2 separate regions of the Homo sapiens genome follow, and region 2 is linked to region 1. A link is a loop called in an ENCODE intact Hi-C map of the cell type or tissue named here. Cell type or tissue: GM12878. All regions are shown on one strand. Links, peaks and the distances in the headings refer to the core of each region. The heading gives the core; the rest is flanking DNA. Region 1 overlaps SEPTIN7 (septin 7). Region 2 has its middle 160 kb from the start of HERPUD2.

Region 1 (8,338 bases), core at 308-8,307:
ATCTGGCCTTTCAGCAGGCTCAAAAAATTTGAAGTTAATAATGCTAGATTCAGTTGTATATGGGCTGTCCCGTAATCCCTGTTTCTCCCCCTTTTTTGTTTTTGTCATCAGTTATTCATCTGTTTGACATTGTAACTGAGCATTTTTAATTAACTGTGTGGAATGAACCACATATGAAGAATCAGAAATCACATTAATAGGCATATTAAAAGCAGTCAATACCTCAATTACAGCTACCAGCTCTGTTTTTTGAGCTGAAGTATAGGGCATCTGGAAAACTTTAGTTTTTGAACCAGAATAAGAAGCTTTACCATTACTAGACCCATCTGTAAAAACATTATCAGCACCTTCAATTGGTTTAAATTTAGTTATTTTAGGGAGAATCCAATTAGCTAATTTCAAAAACTGAAATAGTTTCATTTTAGGAAAATGATTATCAAGAATACCCAGAAAGTCAGCTAAATGGGTTTGCCAAATAAGACTATTTATAAAAGCTTGCTGTATTTGTGCCACCTTTATTTAGTACGCCCGCTCTTGTACAGCTCCTTCATGCATTGAACAGGACTAAGCTGCATTAGCAATAGCATATTGGGAAATCATGTGTGTGACTCTCAGAGCTGGGTCATAAAAGCCATGTGGCTTATGCCTTGCTCTCTCTTGGATTACTTGCTCTAGGAGAAAGCCAGCCACCATGTCACAAGGCCACTCAAGCAGCCCTGTGGAGAGGTCCATGTGGCAAGGGGCTGAGGCCTCTTAACGTCAACTTGCCAGTGATGTCAGTGAGCCATCATGGAAGCAGATCCCCCAGCCCCATTGAAGCCCACAGTTGACTGTAGCCTCAGCCAACATCTTTACTGCAAGGCACCCTGCCAGACCACCCAGCTAAACCGCTTAATTCCTAACCTGCAGAAACTAAGATAATGAATGTTACTATTACAGATTGTTGTGGTTTAAATTTTGTTGCCAGGATTGAGGGGCATTTATTGTGGAACAATGGATAACAAATACAAATGTTATGGAATCACACCGTGATATTTTAGCTTGCTTGTTTTTATAAAGAGGTGGAAATGCCCATGTCATAACCTTCTCAGGAGCTCTAGTTCACAATCTATGTGAATGCTCTGTATTTGGCACACAGCAAGTACTCCACAAACACTTGTTGCAGCACTTTTCAATTTTGTTTCCTTCCCTTAGACTTCAAAGTGAGTTCTCTCTCCCTTGATAGGCAGGTATTTTTCCCAGTTTGAATACTGTCTAAAACATTCGCATTTGGTGGGATGAGTTCATCAGTTCTTACAAGTTGGAGAAAAAAACCTATCTCCTTTTCAGGACATGAGCTATAATCAGGCCAATCATACCTGAATGGAGACTACAGAAAGTGGATTTTTATCAGCGGCCTCCATTCCATCTTCCAAAGCACCTGACTCTTAGGGATGGGGTCTAAATAGGCACTAATGAGGTGGAGATTTGAGAAAATGCCAATTTGAGTTCCTGGCACCTCTGCCCAGCAATAAAAAGGTCTAAGGAAGATTTCATTTGTGTCTGGGTGAGAGAACTGTGTTCCCAAAATATTGAATACAACATTTAGTTTTGTTTTTTAACTTTATCAGGGTAAGCCAGAGATTTGTATAATCACATTGAGAGTTATCCCTAAGGAAAAAAAAATTGGACAGCTCCTATTATGTCCCACCGATATATTCCGACTTCTGAAATGCAGGGAAAACAGCTCACATTAACACCAGGGGCCATGCCAGAGTGCTCATTACTTCACTCACCATTTGCCAAGTTGCTTAAAACTACTGGCTTATCCAAGACACAGGGAACTTTTCTGTGCTACGCTAGAGTACAGCATATATTTAAATATGAAAGAGATCATTAAAAATTCAAAGACAACAGAATTAAATGAGGGGTAAAAAAGTTGTATGCCTTTGCCAGAACAAGTTAGTTTGGTATCCCCACACTTGGGTGAGAGCCAGCCCCTCACCCAGGGGAATCTGTGCTCTACTTACGTGCAAATCTCCCGGTGAAATGCTGCTCCCTTGCAACACACTTGGACAAAAGGGAGCTAAGCGGGGTGGCCCACCTCGAAGAGAGAACAAAGAGAACAAAAAGGAAGTTTGTTGGTAGTGTCTGACTACCCCCCCTCTGCTAGCCTCCTCATCTATGCCACATCTTCACAAACCTCTGCTCTCAGAGGTGTCAGCTACTGCCTCTTCCCACCCCCATAGGGTTTCAGAAAGCCTGAGTGGCATTCGATTTCGGCAGGTCCACAAACAGCATCTAAAAGAGGTTCCGTGTGGCCAATAGGGTTTCAGGCTACCCTTTTTGAGAGCCTGGCGCAGAACAAGGTCTCCTTTCACTTGACCCTCCTTTGCCAATACAAGGCTGTTTGGCTGGGTCCAGCACCCCATGGGGCAAATGTTCAGGCCAAGAATAGTCTTCATTCTTCCCATGAAGCTTTCAAAGTCTTCTAAAGAACACAGGAAATTGTCAGCCTCTATTTTCTGCTGAAAATGGCTGACACTAAACTTTGAACATTCTGTGGATGAATCCCAAATTATGGGAACCAAGTTTGCTTGAAAAGCAGCAAAAGTTTTCATTAAAGATGAGAGACTCTGATAAACCATCTCGGCATTACTTACAAAGAATGGTGTATTTTATAACTCCAATTACTAACACCTTTCCTCTTTTGACCAAAATTACCTTATTTCCATGGAAGTAACTCCAAAAGACTATCTCTGTGCACAAAGAAGCAGATCCAGAGACTTACCATGGCACCATGCACATTTCCTAAAAATAAACCGTCACTAAAACTGAGAAGAAATACTTTTTGGTCTGTCATGACCCCAGCAGATTGTCACATTCTCGAGGTCTGGACACCTTAACGTGTGCAGTCACAATGTAATCCTCACTCCAAACCAGCAAGGAAGGCATGGGGTCTGTTTTATAGCTGAGAAAACATTCATAGAAGTTACATGCCCAATTCACAGAGTTGGGGTCTAAACTGAGACAATTAGCATGTCTGGTGCTTTCTGCTTCTCCAGGCTGCCTGGTGGCCAGCTGCCCCTCTTAATCAGGGAGCATCTGCTCTGTGCTAACAACTCTGTAGAAGATCATGCTTCAGAAATGTGGCAGTGTAGCAGACCAGGTACTTGCAAGGCGTAATATTTAAGCACAGGCCCTGGTGTAACTAAGACCAGTTCAAACTCTTGTTCTGCCAGTTACCACCTATTGAATAAGCTACTAAACATCTTAAACCCTCAGTTTCCTCATCCTTTTGCAGATGAGGAAACAGGGTTTAAGATGTTTAACTTATTCATTTATTAGATAATGTATTAATAAGTTACCTTAAGAGATAACTTACCCAATTGTTATCATTAAGGATTAAATAACACATGTAACTACTTAGGTTACCATCTGGAACAGGACAGTTATGGGAAGTTTTTATTACAAAAGGGGCAGGTAAAATTCTGGATGAAGTACAAGGGCTTACATTTGCAAGCTTATTATTAGAAAGGACTTCGATTTACTGGTGTGGCAAATTTTCCTTTCAGATCAAGTAGGACACCACAGCAGTCTTCACTAGGACCTTCCTTGGTGATTCAACAATAACTATTAACTATCCACATACTGCCTAGATCGATGGCCTCCAACGTGCAAAGTAATAATTCATTGGAGCTTGGGGAAAGTGTAAACCTTTTATTTCACTCTTTCAAATTTTGTTCCATAATGTTCACATTAGTGTAGCAGTACATTTGTTGACACATATTTTCATTGTTCAATACATATAATTATGGACACATGCTCAACAAATATTTTTGTAAGGAAATAGCATCAGGTTTGGAGACCATGATCTAGATAACTGAGTCAACATTTCGCTCCTCATGCATTCATAGCTATCAAGCCGTCTTTCCTTTTTCCCCCTTACCTACCATATCCTGACTTCTACTCCTAGTTTCTCCAAGAGGACAAAACATATTAAGATGCGGTGGGTCAGAATGTGCAGGTGGTAATGTGACACCCAGCTAATGAGTCTGAGAGGCATGGGTATCTCCTCAGCTTTCAAGATTACAGCCTGAGCTACACAGAAATAAACTGTGCCCACTTAACTTGCTTGTGAACCTGATATGGAAGCAATGATATCCCATTCCACTAGGTGGCAGCAAAACTCTACCCACAAGGTGCCCAAGTGGTTCACTGGTATTATTAGTGCTTACTTGTTCAGCCCCACTTAATTAGCAGAAAGACAGTGGCTAACAGGATACTTAAATTACATAATGCCTCCAACAGTGGAGAACAGACACTGCCATTTTGCTTTCTACAGGCTGGCCTTTCCTTAGGCCTACCTGAATTTTACATGTATTGTGAATGATCTTCTCAGACATCCACAGGCCAAATGGCAAAAAGAACCTTCTGATATACCTAAGCCTGGAGTCAACAATCAAAAGTCCTAGTAAAGTTATATAGATCCTGTATCAGATTCAGGTAAAACCCTGGGCATGCCATGGATAAAGAAAGACTTCTGAAAGTTTTCATTAGGATGGTAGAATAATGAATGTCTTACAAATTTATTATTATAATACATAGAATTTTGAAATAGTATTTCCCAGAAGCAGTAGTACTTAACCAGTTCAGCAGGCAGTCTATATACATTTTTTACCTTTGCATTTTCCAAATTCAGTAGGTTATTGTTAGCCTCCCTAAAACCAAACAATTTTGGCTAGAGGTGTTAACCCAATCTCTCAAAACAAAAACTGAAAAAAATAAACACCCAAACAACAATCTCTCTGCTATTGACTTATAATTATTCCCTCCGCTTAGGTCATTAATTTTAAAAAGTAAATAGGGTAAAACATTTCAAGATAATAAACTAGGCTACATTAATTAATTTCTTACCTAAATTATGCATTACATTAAAATCTATGTCACTTGACCTTAAGAAAAGAAATGACACTACCCTCTTTACAGTTAAAAAAAATTTCAGTTTCCAGGGACTTGAGAGTATACCTAATCTGAATGAGTCAGAAACTGTTCTCAGAGGCCAGGCATGACGGCTCATGCCTGTAATCCCAGAACTTTGGGAGGCTGCAAAAAATACAAAAATTAGCCAGGCGTGGTGGTGCACGCCTGCAATCCCAGATACTCAGGGGGCTGAGGCAGGAGGACTGCTTGAGCCCAGAGGGTTGAGGCTGCAGTCAAGTCGTGTTTGTGCCACCGCACTCCAGCCTGGGCAATGAAGCAAGACCCTGTCTGGGGGAAAAAAAAAATGTTCTCAGAAAAATAAGCATACAAATGAGAGATAGAAATGAATAGAGAGATATGGTATCTCTTAAATTAGAAAATCAGCACATATGCATTCTAAATGAGACAAGCATATAAAAGATGTCATTGTAGAGGAGGCAAACTTAAGCTGAAAAGTTTCTTCCCAAACATACTCTACTCTTGTACATCGACTGTAGGATATTTAAGACCTCACACAATATTACATCACAACATCGTTTATTATGTGAATTTTTTACAATACAAACAAAAAATACAGAAATGCAATATATGAATACAGCTAAATGCAGAATGGTGACTTTTTTCTCTTCAAGAGGCCATGATTCCCATTTCTAGTAAAATAAAGAGACTGCATATAGGTAGAAACAGGTTGGTCATTAGCTTCACAATTTTGCCTAGAAATGATCTATAAATGCATTTCCCCCCCTGCTACTTACCATAAAGTGTAAAAAGGGAGTTAAAGGAAAGTTTCCTTGTTGGTTCCTACCATATGAAAGATGCTATATTCTATTTTAGCAGTGCCAATATATGGAAAATATCTAAATTAAATGTTATTACAAAAATGAAGCAGTAATGAGATTCTGGCTAAAGAGGGCACTAAATGAGAATAATATATATTTAAAGAATCCAAAACAAACAAACAAAAAGACGTTGTTATAAAAAAGCTCTAGGTGCACAGTAAGCATATAGGGTTTTTTTTTTTTCCATGTGTATTTTTAAACAATGGAAGTGTCAAAAAATAGGGTCAACTGTGTTAGACTAAATTACATTATTGTATATGCTGCACTGAATGGAACCTTTGTATTGTAATTATCATAGAGAAGCACAGTTTGCATCATATTATGGCAATTTATCCTCAATGAAAATCTTCCAGAGTCCTTTTATTTTGGAATATCCTGTAAACAATCAAACCACCAGAACATGATTGTACAACAGTAAAATGTTCTCTTGCATTAAACTGAAGATATCTGTTTAATAAAAAAAGAAAATGTAGGAAAGGTACTTAGAGCTCTTACTTTCTAAGTACAGAACACCCTAGACAATTCAAGGCATCTTAATCTCCATCAAGAACAAAAAAAAAAATAATTTTTGTCATGCTGTTAAATCCATCATTATGGATAAAACTGGTGCAAATTGGTCAAACGGATCCAACAAACACTGATGTCCAAGCTGGCATATTGGCAACTAATACGTTAACTGGTGGTCAATAGAGAGTTTAAAAGATCTTCCCTTTCTTCTTGTTCTTTTCCAAGGTTCTAAAGGATAAAAGGAAAATAAGCAAGATGAGTAACCATTTTATAAACATGATAGACAACATGATAACAACAGCTAACCCAATTACAACAATGTTGGGATTTTCAGATACTACTTTTTCACTGAAAAAAATTAAAAGATTTAGAAGTAAACAGCTAAGACAATGTTAATCTATAATAGCATTTTCTTAGACAATCAAATATTTGACAAAACTCCAGGATAAGCAGTAAAAAAATAAGGCAAAACTCCATTTTAATATACAAGAACAATTCTTCCCAAATGAAACAGCACAAACTAAAAAGTATCAACTGGCAGCAAACAGGGTATTCTTTTTCCCCCACTGTCATTTGCATTTTGAAGTGCAATTGCTTTCACAAATCTATTTTCCTCTTCTTTGGGGAAAATGTTAACAGTAGGGTAGTGTAGTAGAACAAATGTCAAATCTGAAAATGTTTAGTAATGAGGATAAACTATATAATCCTTATAGGAATGCCACTTTTCAGTTTTAAGTGAAACTATTAAGGAAAAGAAAACCAAGGTACAAATATTATTGAATTTTGTATAAATTAAGAGAAAGTAATTGATTAGTTGTATTGGAAATCAAATATCTAACATTTTGTCTTAAGAATTTTATCGTAAAAACATAATTCAACAGTTAAAACATACCCCTAAATATGTAATAGATTTTGAAGAATGTTCCCTTTGTGTGCCAAAAATTGAAAACAACCCTTATGTCCAACAACTGGGGGGAGGAGGTAAGAAATCCAATGAAGGTAAGTTAACTGGGGAGAATGTTATGAAGTTGCTAAATCATAATTATGAATATTAAGTCATGAAAGATGTACTGAAAAAATACTGCTAATGGACACAGACTGTATCCATCCATATAAAAATATTTATCTATGAAAACCATTGTGTTTGGAATGCATGATAATGGGTGATGACTTTTTAAGTGTTATTCTAATGTTTTTTAAATAAGTAGGAAAACAATTCTTTAAAACATTAATACACACATTTCTTAGTAATCTGCTATTAGTTACCTTGAAGAGTTCTGTTGTTCTAAAATACGTTGTTGAGCTTCCCAGTTTGCTTTCTCATCCTCGAACTGACGACGTTTTTCCTCCAATTCTTTGTGCTGTGCTTCCAAATTCTTTTTCATTTGCTCATGGCGCCGCTGGAGCTAAATCATAGCACAATATATAAAACAAAACTATTTAAGAAATCAGAAGCAGAGGTATGTTTCATCCAGACACCCTAATGATAAGGAGTATGAGCACTATTTGAATAGCCCTGTTGTAAATTCAGAGTACTACCTGGAAGTACTCTGGTCAAGGACTCCTCCTCCTTTAGGACCTGCCACCCAAAAGGCCAGTGACCCAAGACAATAATCTTGGGAAACAGGAAAAAAAAAAAAAGCAACAAACTTAACAGTGTGGAGTACTTTATAATGGAAAATTACTATCTTATCTCGTTTTTCTTTAATCACAAATATGTTGGAGGCTGGGCAGTGAACACATCACTGTTCTCATTGTACAGATGAGGAAACAGTTGCAGAATTTAAGTGACTTGCCCAAGATTGCTAGCCAGAAAGTGGAAGAACCAGGACTTGAATAAGCCTCCTAATTCCAAGTTTAGAAAGCTAAGACAAGTGAAAAGAAAGCAGGTAGTTTAGGACCCTAAGAGCTCAAAGATGCCAGCAAAGTACTCTGATTCCTGTAAGCAGTGGTTCTCAGACATTGGTCTTCATGCAAATCACCTGGGATGTTTGTTAAAAATATAGAATCCTGGACCTCACTCAGACGTA
Region 2 (8,338 bases), core at 84-8,083, 370 kb after region 1:
TTATTTCCTTAGAGTAAGTTCTTTGAAGTAAACTTCCTTAATGAGTGGGTATGCACTTTGCAAAGGTGTTTAATGCATATTTCCAAGTTGTTCTATGGGAAAGTTGTACCACCAGTGGAAAAAGGGAGGTTCTTTACCCAGGAATCTGCACAAATACTGCCATCTTACAAAAACATAAACAAACTTAAACATTGTCAGTGTAATGGTCCAGTGAATCTCATTTTAATTGGTGTCTTGGTGATTCTCAGGCAACTTTAGCATTCTGCATATGTTTAGGGCCATTTATGTTTATTCTTTTTTTTTTTTTTTTTTTTTTTTTTGAGACGGAGTCTCGCTCTGTCGCCCAGGCTGGAGGGCAGTGGCATGATCTCGGCTCACTGCAAGCTCTGCTTCCCAGGTTCATGCCATTCTTCTGCCTCAGCCTCCCAAGTAGCTGGGACCACAGGTGCCCACCACCACACCCGGCTAATTTTTTTGTATTTATAGTAGAGACGGCATTTCACCATGTTAGCCAGGATGGTCTTGATCTCCTGACCTCATGATCCGCCTGAATTGGCCTCCCAAAGTGCTGGTATTACAGGCATGAGCCACCACGCGTGGCCTATTTATGTTTATTCTTTTGTGGATTGCTTTTTCATCTTACTTTCTTGTTTTTCTGTTGGGATGTTCTTCTTTCTCTGATTAATTTGAATTGATCAATCAGATTATCAATTAATTTGAATTTATTAAGTGATTAATTTTGCTCCCTGGTTAATTCAGGCCCTGCAGACAGACATTATATTCATTCCTCCCATTTTGCTTGCAGGGCCCTGGCTGTGAGGGTGGCGAGCAGAGCTAACCTGTGCTCCTTTGGCCAATTCACTTGTATTTGGCTTGTTTTCAAGGTTCCTGTGATACCCCATGATCTATTGAGATGAACACTGCATAGGATGGTAGGAATCAGGAATCAGAAAGTGTAAACTCTGTGTTAAGAAATATTTCTTTAGTAGAAAATCAAATTCTCAAAATAAAACTCCTCCCCCTAAAATTTTAATGTTCGAGATACAAAAAATGCTTGCTTATTAAATGCTGTTACATCCCTGTAATAGATGTTGTAATTATAATATAACTGTGTGACTTCCTGCCACATGTCAGCACAGCTCTGGCATTGCATAGGCTTTTGCTGATGTGGTTCTGGATAGACAGGCCAGACTTGGAGTCGTGTCCTACCACTTACCAGTTATGTGACCTCAAATTAGTTACCTGATCTCTCCAAGCCTCAGTTTCTTCCTCTGGAAAATGGAGATGACCATCGGAGCTAACTCATAACAGTATTTCAGGGATTGAATGAGAAAATGAACTTCAAGGCAAATAGTAAACACTGAATTATTATTTCTACTATCTGTTATTATCATTATATTTTACTATAATCATGATCGGTCTGAGATTTCCTCCAGGAAATACGTCCTGAGGTCCAAACAATTTATTCACAAACTCTCTTTGAGAATACAATTGATTGGTTGGCTTTTCATTCCCCGATATATCATTGACGTTCTTTTTTCTTTTTCTTTTTTTGACGGGGTCTTGCTCTGTAGCCCAGGCTGGAGTGCAGTGGTGCAACTTTGGCTCACTGCAGCCTCCACCTTCTGGGCTCAAGCGATTCTCCCGCCTCAGCCCCCCAAGTAGTAGAGGGGACTACAGACATGCGCCGCCATGCCTGGCTAATTTTTGTATTTTTTTTTTGTAGACCTGGGGTTTCACTATGTTGCCCAGGCTACTCTTGAACTCCTGGGCTCAAGTGATTCTCCTGCTGTGGCCTCCCAAAGTGCTGGGATTACAGGCGTGAGTCACTGTGCCAGCTGATGTTCTTTATATTCCCCAAATTGTATTGAATTCTCTTAAACTCTTAAAACCAAGGACATGAAAAACAATGAACACACCAGATCTTGCACACAGAATACTTAAAAATGTCTGCTGAAAGAGAGAAAGCTAGGATGCAAACACTAACAATATAAAAATTGTCATTTGTTCACTAAATGTATATTGAGTGAAAGAATGGATGTTGTCCTGTCTTGGATTCTTCCCTCAGAGGGAAGCCTGGGCGACAGAGCAAGACTCCGTCTTGGATAAAAAACAAAGAAACAAAAAACAAAAAAACCAAAAAGCTAGATATCATCTTGGTATCTCCTCCCTTGTGGTTCATTTAAGCAGCCTCCCTGTTCTTACTTTCCAGTGAGGCGTTTACGGCCATAATCATTGGGAAAAGAGGCCCATGGGGATTTCTGCGTCACTAATGTGGATCCACAGACCAAGAAAGTGGAAAGCCATGCCACGAAGGGTGGCAGCAGAAGCAGCTGCCATGCTGTTTCTGGCTGAATAAACCAGACTTAAAAGCTGGAACTTGATAGAGCCCCTGTAGTTGAGTGTTATTGAATATTCAATTATTTATTAGATTTACCATCGCCACGCACAGGACCAGTGCCATCCTGAAGATGTCAGAGCCACCCACACTTCACAAAGTGAGGGGAAAAGTGGTGCCGTGGGTTAGAGTTTCTGTGGGACTCTAGTCTGGTACTGGACCCCCTGAAAAGAAGGTTCTGGCATCACGGTTGTTTGAGGAAAAGGCACCTGCCCCAACCCCCTCACAGGGCTCTGAATACACATTAGCTTTGAAAGACGAGAATCCCCACCATCAGGGCCTCTGTGGATGTCTGTTCACTGTGATTACCTCCTCACCTTTATCTGCTGATAGAAGCCCACGTTTGACGCACATTTATTAACATCCCAAGACAGTGCTGTTCCCAGAATACCTTTGGCAAATGATGTTTTTGGCCATTCAGTCTATTCATCTGTGTAGAAAGAACCTTGCTTTCATATTATCGGGCCTGGTTTCAACAAACAGACATATACTGAATCTCTACCGTGTCAGCCACTGAGTGATGTGCAGAGTGTAGGGGATGGGACAGAGGGTGTGAGGGGCTCTGTCTGGTGGGAGCTCCCTGGAGGGAGGTGTTGTAAGTACAGTGTACTGGTGAGGCAGGTGCTATAATGGACAGGCAGGGTATATAGAGTAGTAGCTAGGAGTACAGGCTTTGCCATCAGAAACCCCTGGGTTCAAATCCCAGCCCCGCTTCTTCACAGCTGTGAGCTGTGACTCATCCCCTTTGTCTTCCTTTGTGAAATGTGGGTGATCTCCCTTTTACAGTTGCTCTGAGATGAGGGAGAGGACATGGTTAAAGCACTTCCACAAGGTTCAACTCAGAGCAGGTACCCCATAAACATGGCTATTATTCTTGTGGAATGCCACAGCAACTGTGGGGTAGAAGATGAACAAAACCCAACCTGGAATGTTCAACCCTGGCAGGGCTTATGTTGGCCAAGTAAGAACATGAACATGTGCCATGAAGGTGCCCAAAGAACCTCCAACAGGGTGATCTGGCCCTTTAAGGAGGTCGGGGAGGGCTTCCCCAAGGAGATGTGACCAGGCGGACAGAGGAGGGAAGAGCATTTCAGGCTGAGGGCTCAGAGTGTACTAGACTCTTTGGAGGTGAAACCGAGGGTCCGAGCGGAGGTGGGTGGGCTGGAGAGCAGAAGAAAAGAGGCCGTGGAGTGAGGGAGGGGCTGGGAGGCAAGACCAGACCAGGAAGGGCCGCGGGGGTGGCTTTGGTTTCTGTCAGAGCAATGAAAGCCATGCGAAGGTTTCAGCAGAAAGCTTTGTTTGAATTTTACTACAGGGTGCTGTGGGAGGAAGGAGAGGTTGGGGGGGCCACCATGCTGTGCAGGGGCGAGCCAGGGAAGATGTCTTGGAGGCGCTGGCCTTGAAGATTGAGGGCAAATCTAGGGAAAGAGCATTCCAGTCTCTCTAGCCTCAACAGAGAACCACAGCACAGCAAAAGCTTGTTCCTCTGCCTGGATTCAAGCTGTCTGTTCCCACGGAGGGAGTATGTGCTGACTGGTTGGAATCGCAGTTCACCTTCCTATGGAAAGGATGGCTGTCAAGCAGTGACTTCTAAGGCAAGTTCTGAGAGCCTAGGCTTGGGTGGATGGTTGCCTGATGGTTCTCATTGTAGGAGAGGGCCGCATGGCATAGAGCAGGGAGCTTCCACCTTCCGGAACAACAGCTCGGCAACGTGTTGGCCCATTGGCAATTGGTCATTAGTAATTGCTAAAGGACCAACGGTTTGTGGACAATTCACTTGTCTTATAAATTAGCACATAGGCAAAGATTGCTGTATGATAATTGCACCCATGCACATGTGTTTCCCCTTCATCGTTCCAGAATAAGGGGTAAAGAGGGTGAAATGAGAAGTTCAGGGATGTGCATGATTTGCAGATTTTTAGACTTGCGGAGGCCTCAGGGAGCAATCTTACTGCTGAAACCTTATTTAGTTGTGTCAACTGCAGTTAGGGCTTGTGATTTCTGATACTGCTGGAAGTTTTATTTTCTTTTCAATTGTAACCTAGGGATACATTTTTCATAAGATGAAAGGAGGGCACAGCTGGTGGCCGAGGGAGGGAGCAGACCATCTGCCTGCAACTGTGGCTCTGGTCTGGGAAGGTCCTGTCCCTTGTGTTGCAGCCCACACACAGTTGAGAACCAAGGTGCTCCGTAGGGGCCCCAGGACTGGTGATTAGGAGGCTGAGCTCCTGGCCCATTTCTGCCCTATCCTTAAACAAACCACTTGTGCTCTCCAGGGCTCATGGACTCCGCAGAGGTTGTGTGAGGCCGCACTATAGACGCGCGAGTCGGTAAAAGGGCCATTGCCGCGCTGCCAGCACTAGGTGGCGCCAGTGCCCAGATGATCCGCACTGGCGGCGCGTGGTACCGCCCAGCGCTAAGGGCTGAGTCCGGATCAGTAAAACGAGCAGTCCTTAGCGTGAAGTTCGATAGGTGTCTGTCGCGGTGGTCTCTGCCTTCGGTCTGTCCCCTCCCCAGACCCCCCGCGTGCTCCCACTTCCCCTACACCCCGCACCTCTCATATGTTCCAGGCAGGGATGCGGCTCACCCGGCAATGCTCTGCCCCGGGGGGTGCTCGAGTCCTATCCCCCAACTCCGCCCCCCCGCCCCCCGCCCCGCCCTGCCGCGGGCCCAGAGTCAGCCTGGGCGGTCCTGAAAGCAGGTCCCCAGTCCGCACTTCTTTCTCCTTCGGGGTTTGGGTGTGTCTGTGGGCTTTGTTTTCCAGGTGTGTCTCAGTCCTCCAGTTCAGAAGGCGGTGGCTGGGAGGAAATGACCTTGGCCTTCTGGGGGTTCACTTGGCCTAGGGCCCTTAACATATCCTGCAGGTCCCCGGCTGTCATGTGCCCCTTATCGGAGTGACATGGGCAGGTTAGCCAGCCTCCTTGGGCCTTGTTTGGGGCCAGACTACATCTACTTTGCGGTGAGGATTTACTGAGGCAGCCTGTAAAAGGCCCCTTCCCAGTGCCTAGTTCAGAGCAGAGATCAATGAGTATCATTCATTCACTCACTCATTCACTCATGCCAGGATATGAGCAGTTCCCACCCTTACTCCGGGGTGTGCAGGGAAGGTGCCACCCACTAGACTTTCCTTTGGTGGCCTGGGAGAGTCTGACATCTCACGGGAGAGAGCGGCTCTGCTTCCTTCTCCACAGTTTGGGAAGGTGCTGCCGAGGCCTTAGCTGCCACGACGTCGTGTTTGGCTTGGCAATAGGGAGGATTTCTTGTCCTGGACTTGGCTTCTCTTCTGATTTCAGTCATGGGTTTGGGCCGTGCAGCCACTGGGAGCAGCGCCCTGTTGTCTAGAAGGTTGTTCTGTGTCCCATCTCCCACTGGCACACAGGCAGTCACTGCGGCAGGTCAAAGGGCCAGGGCCAGAGTCCCCAGGTTGCTGTGGCCTAACTATGAGAGTGTGCTCAATGCGAGGGATGGCTGACCTTTTAGACTGATTGGTTTCAGAACTGCAAATAATAGGAGTGATTCATGACCCTCTAGTGGACTCTGCTATCTGTAACTAGAACGTGGATTTGGGTAGGAGGAGCCCTTGGTTGGTGAAATAGAATCAAGCTCCTGTGTGTCTTGGGGTGGAGGTTGGAGGGGAGCCCCTGGCTGGTGCTGTCAGTCCTTGGTGGGCCTCAGAACTTGGCCCACCCAGTGGTGTCTCCAAACAGAAATGGAAACCCAGCTTCTTGCCTGGACTCTTTACCCTTACATTGGAGAGGCCCCCTGGGGGCCCAGCAGGGGAGATGGGTACAACCAGACCCACCACTCAAGACCATGGTGTCCCCATATGCTGTGAGGATTAGAAGAGATGGTACTTGGGATGGCTTCCGACCAGGTGCATGGTGTATAGGAGCTAATCAAGCAGCTCCCGGCTCCCTTCCCCTTCTCCCTTCAGCGCTGCTCTAGTGAGACGGATGGAGGCCACAGAATCCTTTCTTCCCCTGGAGAGGGCCTGGGGACATCTGCACCTGATGGTCAAAAGTATGTTCTCACAGGTTTCCTAGAGGGAGCCTTGGTCTGGGAGGTACTGGGCCTTCACCTCACTCCTGGTGTGTTTGTTTCCTGGCAAAGTGACTGCAGGGAGGTCACAGGGCCCTTGCGGGCCTTGGTTTGGGCTGACTGCTGCCTTATGGGTCCCAAATTCCTTGCCAGCTGCAAGAATGCATGATGAAAGGAAAGGCTGCCCCATGCTGCGTGATGGCATGACTGGGGGTGGCGCCGCACAGCCCAATCTCCCTGTGGGGTAAAGAAAATCACTCTCACCCCTGCTGAGCTTCAGTCCTTGCAGGCAGAGTAAGGAGACAGCCCATCACGAAGGACACCTGCATCTCAGCTTGCCAGCTCGGAACACACAGGTGAGAATCAGTGCAGGACACCTGTTGTCAACTCTGGGTGTGCATTAGAATTATCCAGAAAGGTTTTCTAAAAATTTTTGACTGGCCATGGTGGCTGACACCTGTATTCCCAGCACTTTGGGAGGCCGAGGGAGGTGGATCACCTGAGGTCAGGAGTTCGAGACCAGCCTGCCCAACATTGCAAAACCCCATCTCTACTAAACACACAAAAAAATTAGCCAGTCGTGGTGGCGTGCGCCTGTAATCCCAGCTACTCAGGAGGCTGAGGCAGGAGAATCGCTTGAACCTGGGAGGCGGAGCTTGCAGTGAGCCGAGATGGTGCCACTGCACTCCAGCCTGGGTGACAAGAGTGAAACTCCATCTCAAAACAAACAAACAAAAAACAAGCAAAACAAAACTTTCTATGCCCGGGCACCTGAGATCTGTTAAATCATGATCACTGGAGTGGGGCCATAATTTTTAACCTACCCTGGAGGGTTTTAATGAATAGCCAATGGTGAGACCCACCTTGGAGCCCCATCTCTGCTTGCAAATACCATGTATTTAATGCCACAGGTCCCCTTGCTTTCCACATCCCCTGGGAAGGGCTCTTCACCCTTTCTCACCACTCAGAGTTGCCTCACCTAGTGTATCTATTATACTCAATGGATCTGATCTGTTGGAGCACACTCACACCTTTTTGTAGTGTAGCACTTTAGGCCTTTTAGAAAGTAGTTATTTTTCATTAAAAATAAAAATTGTGTATATTTATGGTATACCACTTGATATTTCAAAATATGTATACATTGTCCACTATAGGATGCTATACAGCTACAAACAAGAACAAAATCATGTCCTTTGCAGCAACATGGATGCAGCTAGAGGCTATTATCCTAAGTGAACTAATGCAGAAACAGAAAACCAAATACCGCATGTTCTCACTCATAAGCTAAACATTGGGCACACATGGTGTATTAGTCTGTTCTCACACTGCTACAAAGAATTACCTGAGACTGGGTAATTTATGAAGAAAAGTTTTTTTTTTTTTTTTTTTTTTCTGGGACGGAGTTTCACTCTTCTTGCCTACGCTGGAGTGCAATGCAAGATCTCGGCTCACTGCAACCTCCGCCTCCTGGGTTCAAGAGATTTTCCTGCCTCAGCTTCCCGAGTAGCTGAGATTACAGGTGCCCATCACCATGCTTAGCTAATTTTTTTTTTGTATTTTTAGTAGAGACGGGGTTTCACCATGTTGGCCAGGCCAGTCTTGAATTCCTGACCTCAGGTGATCTGCCTGCCTCGTCCTCCCAAAGTGCTGAGATTACAGGCGTGAGCCACTGCACCCGGCCAGTAAAGAAGTTTAATTGACTCACAGTTCCACAGGCTTAACAGGGAGCATGACTGGGAGGCCTCAGTGACTGTAAGAGTCATGGCAGAGGATGAAAGTAAAGCAAGCGCATCTTCACGTGGTGGCAGGAGAAAGACAGAACAAAGGGGGAAGTGCCTCACACTTTCAAAAAACCAGATCTTGTGAAATCTCATTCACTATCATGAGATCAGCAAGGGGAAG

Evidence for each region. Peaks named below come from ENCODE experiments on the same cell type or tissue, not always from the same donor. Only the 100,000 strongest peaks of a DNase experiment are listed, where the experiment ranks them.
Region 2: a loop joins it to region 1, with 5 times the contacts of the local background. A loop is called at or near these places in 16 of 110 quality-filtered maps.

Annotation. Positions count from the first base shown.
Region 1 is chr7:35,902,452-35,910,789 of GRCh38, reverse strand. SEPTIN7 (septin 7) reads right to left here. Exons shown (of 14, transcript NM_001788.6): 13 at 7,575-7,714; 14 at 3,680-6,536. The coding sequence ends at 6,497. Among named protein-coding and RNA genes, the nearest start is that of SEPTIN7, 110 kb to the right of the region's middle. In GM12878, for the core only: a CTCF peak has its summit at 4,151 (motif pointing right); a DNase peak (open chromatin) is centred at 4,209.
Region 2 is chr7:35,534,029-35,542,366 of GRCh38, reverse strand. No RefSeq gene overlaps it. Among named protein-coding and RNA genes, the nearest start is that of HERPUD2, 160 kb to the left of the region's middle. RefSeq lists a silencer at 4,755-4,824. In GM12878, for the core only: a CTCF peak has its summit at 4,756 (motif pointing right); no DNase peak of the experiment used is centred there.